2 separate regions of the Mus musculus genome follow, and region 1 is linked to region 2. The links are chromatin loops, found by intact Hi-C in ENCODE. Cell type or tissue: heart. All regions are shown on one strand. Links, peaks and the distances in the headings refer to the core of each region. The heading gives the core; the rest is flanking DNA.

Region 1 (2,901 bases), core at 196-2,695, 140 kb before region 2:
GAAAGGAAGATCATGTGTTCATGGTTAGCCTGGGCTACACAGAGAGAACCTATCTCAAAAACAGAAACAAAACAAAAACAATGGAAGGGAAGGCTACCATATGCTTGACTGCCAACTCACTTGCCCTGAAGAGGATCCTTGGATACTCTGAGTTCACAGCAGTCATTAAAGAAGCCCAACTACCACTCAGGCCTTTCAAGCTTGCTAGTGTTAGAGGCTCCCTTGCCCTCCACATCTCTAGTGTTAGTATCTCTGCTCCTTATCAGGGCTGCCACACCCTTATCTGGTCACTCAAAGGCCACAGATCCACCTCAGTCTTTAGCTTCATCACCCATCTGGGATGGAGCTGGGTCAACCAACCAACCAATCAACCAACCAACCAGTCCACTCAGGGAGGGGAGAGGCCACAGCCACCGCTCTGTTTTACTGGAAGCTTCTTTTCAGTTTTGTTTTGTTTTGTTTTGTTTAATTTTATTCTGTATGTCCCTTCAAGACCAGGCTTGTTTACTGGTTGGCACCGCTGAGAATGGTTGCTAGATGCGCACCCAGCCTTCCCTTCTAGTGTCTGATTGCCCCCTGCAGGTCGGGGCTTCTCTTCTCTGGAAAAATCAAGATTTGAATCCACAGCCCTGGAACCGAGTCCCGGTTCTACACTTGTACTGTGTGGCTGTGGGTAGGAGGTTTCCCCACTCATTTATTCTGGGTTTGGAGGGAGGGGAGAGGTTGCTTGCTTCAGCCCTCAAGCTGGTGCCAGACCGACGCTTAAGGATGAAGTTCTTAAGTGAGAATCCGGCTCACTGGGCACTTGTGGTTAACTGAGACCCAGAAATTTAGTGGTGAGTGCCAACAAGAGACAGGCCTTGTCCAAATTCCACGCGTACTGTAGTCTGGGAACCTACCTGAATTTTTCTGCGCACCAATTCCTTTGCAAGCCCCGCGGCCGCTCAGCTTTGGGTCCAAGACCCTGCTTGCTAGCGCCTTCTCTTTTTCCCTAGGTCAGCGCAGGGTTACTCAGTGTCGCCACTGGGGCAGTGGCAGCTAAGAAGCTGCGGAGTGGAGTCAAGCGGCAGACCAGAGTCCAGCACTCGGGGATCCCCGAGCTGGGCGCAGCCCGCGCCAATACCGCCCCACCCCCCCGCTGCCTCCCGACCGCGCCCAGCGGCAGCTCCCACAGAGCGCGCGGCCAGTGGGGCTGCTGAAGCCGCAGAGCGCGCGTGGGCGTGGCGCCCGTGAGCTCCCGAGAGGGCTGAGCGATCGGGGAAGAGATTTCCCCCATCTCTGCCCTGCCACCGGGATCGCCTCTTTCCACCGTGGGGCGGGGCCCGGACTGGGGGCGGGGCGCCGGGCGGGCGCGGCGCTATTTCCAGCCTTGCCGGAGGCTTCGCTCGCACTTCGCTGGGAGCCTTCCCGGCGCGTGAGCCGGATCCGGTGGCACCGCGGGGAAGAGACAGGACCGGGCGGTGGCGGCAGAGACAGGGGGACGCACCCGGTGCAGAAGATCCAATAGGAGCACGCCGCCGCAACCTCTCCCGCGCGCTCCGGTCGCCGACTCTACGCCGATCGCCCACTCCCCGCACCTTGGACTACACCGGGAAAAAGACGCAGCCTGGCCCGAACTGGGGCGGAGATCCTTCTTGCTTCCCAAGAGCTCCGGAGGGAAGATTCTCCCGCCGCCGAGAACCCCGCCGGACTGGAGGAACCCGTGGCCTGGAGAGCGCTGGCTGTGCCAGGTAAGTGGCTGCGCCCTGTTCCCTCTCTATGTTGATAGTTCACCCGAAGGGTTGTCCCTGGAAATCCCAGGATGATGCCGGGACTGTTCTGAGCGCAAACCCCGCCACTAGACGTGGTTCAGAGTCCTAAGCTGCAGGTGCTGTTGGGGCATGCGGTGCTTGGGTCTGGCGATACTTTGGGGACCAGCCCCCGTGAGTGGGAACTTTAATTAGACTTTGGATTCTTGGTTTTCTCCGCGCCTGGGAACTGCCTCTCTCTCCTAGGGCTCGCCTCCAGGACCCTTCGCTCCTCTTCTTAACCCTGGATGCTGGGTGCGTGTAAGCTGCTTTGGGCGCTGAGCGACGAGTGCTCGAGGGCCGGGCTGGAGCGTCCAGAGCGCCGAGGCTTTGGTGTGCGCTTGGAACTGGGACTTAGAGGCCAGTTGGGGTGCGTAGGGCGAAAGGGGAAGTTACAAGCGACCTTGGCTCCCTACCAGGAGACGCAAGGTGTCCCCGCGCTCCATCGCGCGCATCTCCACCCCTCAACTCTCTAGGGCCCCGGCCTGTTTTGTGCTCCCGGCGAGTGTGCGTGCGTCAGCGATCGCAAGGAGGTGTGTGTATGCGTGTGTCCCCGAGTGCGGGAGTCGGAGCCTCAGGCGGCTGAGGGTAGGGGATGGTGAAATGATCTGCTTTACAGCGGGACCGAGCTCAGCCCTAGCTAGCGGCTGTTGCAACTTCAGCTGCTGCGTGGGGCTGTTTTGCTCATACTATGGCCTGGCCAGGAGAATGTACGTTCTCTGGTTTGGGCAGGGTCAGAGGTGGCGCTTGGGCATCAAGTGACCTCTCTCTATTTCCCGCGCAGTACTCCAAACCCTAACTTTAGTTGTATATCTTGTCTCTGGGCCCTTCGGCCCTCACCTGGGGTTGTAACAGTCGGGGAACTGTGCCCTGGATTTCGGACATACCGGTTGGATCTTGGAACAGTCTGTCCTGCAGCCATTTCGGCATCACCGGAGATGCATCTCTAAGCCGCCTCCCAGCAGGACCCTAAGCGTGATTGGTTCTAAGGGGAACAGGCTTCTGGGCTCTCTGTATCTATGGATGTAGCCAGGCAGCAGGCCAAGTGGGAGACTCAGTTCGGGGCAAGGATGTAGCTCCAGATGGCAGGGGTGGGTAAAGGGGTAAAAGACAG
Region 2 (2,901 bases), core at 120-2,619:
CCCTCTAAAACTGTGACCCTAAACAAATCTTTCCTCTTTTTTTTTTTAACAAAAGATTTATTTATTTTAATTTTCTGTGTATGGGTGTTAGCTGCATGTATGTCTATATGTGTAAAATGCCCACAGAGGCTAGAAGAGGGCACTGGTGTCTCTGGAACTGGAGTTATTAGTTGTCATGTTGTGCTGAGAATTGAACCAGGTCCTCTGGGAGAGCAGCAAGTCTTTCCAGCCCCCAGTATTATTATGCCTGCAGGCCAGAAGAGGGCACCAGATCTCATTATAGATAGTTTTGAGCTTGAACTCAGGACCTCTGGAAAAGCAGCCAGTGCTTTTAACCACAGAGCCATCTCTCCAGCCCAGTATTTCTTCTTTTAATTGATGTATATCAGACATTTTGTCATAGCAACCAGAAAAGTAATGAACCCAGCCAACAGCATACAGATCTCTCTGCGTCCGTCTTCCCCAAATCACCAATCAGCACTTGCCCATCCCTTGGCTCTGCTAGCACTTTTAGGGAACACCAGGGTGAGCCAGAAATGGACATCGTCCCTGTGACAATACCAAGAAGGCCAAAGCTACGCCGTGAATATCCAGGCAGGAGAACCTCCCAGGGGTGAAGAAATGCCTTTCTTCCACGGGCCTGGTGTGTGCAAGTATTATCATATACAAGTATGGAGCAGGATGTGGTGACAGGCATGGAGAGAGGCTGGACAGGAGCTTTCAAGGGGTGCTTTGTGGGCTAATGACAGGGCCAGGTGGAGGTGGCCCCGGGGGGGGGGGGAAGGGGGGTCCTGACTATTGGGTTAGGCAGGTATGTGGTACTTCCGTGCTTCTATTGTTTAACAAACGCTTCTCTCTCCTCTGTTGCTTTCCAGGTATAAAGTTCAGCATCAGGCCCCAGCAACCCCAGCATGTAAGTTCCAAGAATCCCATAAATCACAGATGCGAGGGGGGTGTGTTTGGAGAGGGTGAAAAGGACAATTCAGAGCTTATGGAGGATCCATTCATAGGAAGAAAAATGTGTTGGGTCCTTTTCAGGAGCCTTGGGAACAAAACCTGGGGCTTTGGCTTCATGAGTTTTCCTTCTCTGTTAGATGACTCCTTTGGACTGTACTAACAGACACAGTAAATCTGTGCCTGCTGCTTGCAGGCCACTAGCAGTGCCCCACCCCGTCCCACGATCGCGTCTAGCCAAGGTTCCTGGGGGGACTGCTCCACCTTGTGGTAGAAATTATATTTGCCGTTCAGGTCCCACATTTCTGCCATACTGTATGGACCCTAGCCACTTCTCTTCTTGTCCTAGGATAGCCACTTGAGGATATCCACAGAAAAGGGCACACGAGATTCACCCAGCGGGTCGCCAAGAGGCCTCCAGCTGCAAGCGCCTGACCAACCTCGACCTCACCCGAAGGCAGCGGGATCTCCTTTGCGCCTCCGGCAGCGCAGGCGGAGACTGCTCATCAAAAAGATGCCAGCCGCAGGGACTAACCAAGGCAACAACTCGTCCGAAACCTTTATCCAGCCGAGACCCCGCACCATGGACAGTCGTTGGGTCAGCCTGCACCAGACCCAACAGGAGCGCAAGCGTGTGATGCGAGAAGCCTGCGCTAAATACAGGGCCAGCAGCAGCCGCAGAGCTGTCACTCCCCGCCACGTCTCCCGCATCTTCGTGGAGGACCGCCACCGTGTACTGTACTGTGAAGTACCCAAGGCAGGCTGCTCCAACTGGAAGAGGGTGCTCATGGTGCTGGCAGGGTTAGCCTCATCCACGGCAGATATCCAACACAACACCGTCCACTATGGCAGCGCCCTTAAGCGCCTGGATACTTTTGACCGGCAGGGCATAGTGCACCGCCTCAGTACCTACACCAAGATGCTCTTTGTCCGGGAACCCTTTGAGCGGCTGGTCTCTGCTTTCCGAGACAAGTTTGAGCATCCTAACAGCTACTATCATCCTGTCTTTGGCAAGGCTATCCTGGCCCGGTACCGCGCCAACGCCTCGCGGGAGGCACTGCGGACTGGCTCCGGTGTGCAGTTCCCCGAGTTCGTCCAGTACCTGTTGGATGTCCACCGGCCCGTGGGCATGGACATCCACTGGGACCATGTTAGCCGGCTGTGCAGCCCCTGCCTCATCGACTATGACTTTGTGGGCAAGTTCGAGAGCATGGAAGACGATGCCAACTTCTTCCTGCGTCTCATCCATGCGCCCGGGAACCTGACTTTCCCGAGGTTCAAGGACAGGCACTCCGAGGAGGCGCGGACCACATCGAGAATCACCCATCAGTACTTCGCTCAGCTCTCCTCGCTGCAGCGACAGCGAACCTACGACTTCTACTACATGGATTACCTGATGTTCAACTACTCCAAACCTTTCTCGGACCTGTACTGAGGGCGGGGCCTGCTGGTCAGGGGCGGGGTCTGCCGGTCATGCCCACTCACCTGCGCATAGGCGGCCTCCGGGGACTGAGCTCTGAGGATGTGAGGCCTTGTGGCTGTGGCCCTAGGGTGGGCCACAGAGGCCCAGACAATGGACCTTGACCCTTGTCCCACACCCATTTCCTCATTGGGTTGGCTGAGTTTGAGACGGAGCACGACTCGGATGGATGCTTTAAGAACTCAGCTGAGCTATGCTGAGCTATGCTGTCCAGGGAAGCCTGAGACCCAGAAGAGGGCCCCAGCGTCGAGGGATGTCCTACATCCCCTTATCCTTTGCCTTGTACCAAACCACGTGGTTTGCTGCTTTTCTATGACCCAGGGTCATCTGAATAAAGCACATGGTTTTCAGAGCAGTGGTGTCTACTCCAGGCTGTGCTGTGAGCTCATAGGCACCCTGCCCTATGCCTTGGGGAGTCTTAGAAAAAAAATTTTTAATGTATTTTACTATTAATAATACGTGAATAT

The links. A loop is a pair of places that touch in the nucleus more often than their neighbours do. Peaks named below come from ENCODE experiments on the same cell type or tissue, not always from the same donor. Only the 100,000 strongest peaks of a DNase experiment are listed, where the experiment ranks them.
Region 1: a loop joins it to region 2, with 3 times the contacts of the local background. A loop is called at or near these places in 2 of 42 quality-filtered maps.

Annotation. Positions count from the first base shown.
Region 1 is chr7:34,811,175-34,814,075 of GRCm38, reverse strand. Chst8 (carbohydrate sulfotransferase 8) reads left to right here and starts at 1,365. Exons shown (of 4, transcript NM_175140.4): 1 at 1,365-1,730. Gm38987 (a long non-coding RNA gene) reads right to left here and starts at 1,368. Exons shown (of 3, transcript XR_881950.3): 1 at 900-1,368. In heart, for the core only: no CTCF peak of the experiment used is centred there; a DNase peak (open chromatin) is centred at 1,355; H3K4me3 peaks cover 2,173 bases; H3K27ac peaks cover 861 bases; H3K27me3 peaks cover 2,053 bases.
Region 2 is chr7:34,674,647-34,677,547 of GRCm38, reverse strand. Chst8 (carbohydrate sulfotransferase 8) reads left to right here. Exons shown (of 4, transcript NM_175140.4): 3 at 876-913; 4 at 1,304-2,901. The coding sequence ends at 2,389. Among named protein-coding and RNA genes, the nearest start is that of Gm12781, 16 kb to the right of the region's middle. In heart, for the core only: CTCF peaks have their summits at 268 (motif pointing right) and 1,221 (motif pointing left); a DNase peak (open chromatin) is centred at 1,227; H3K4me3 peaks cover 1,075 bases; H3K27me3 peaks cover 1,790 bases.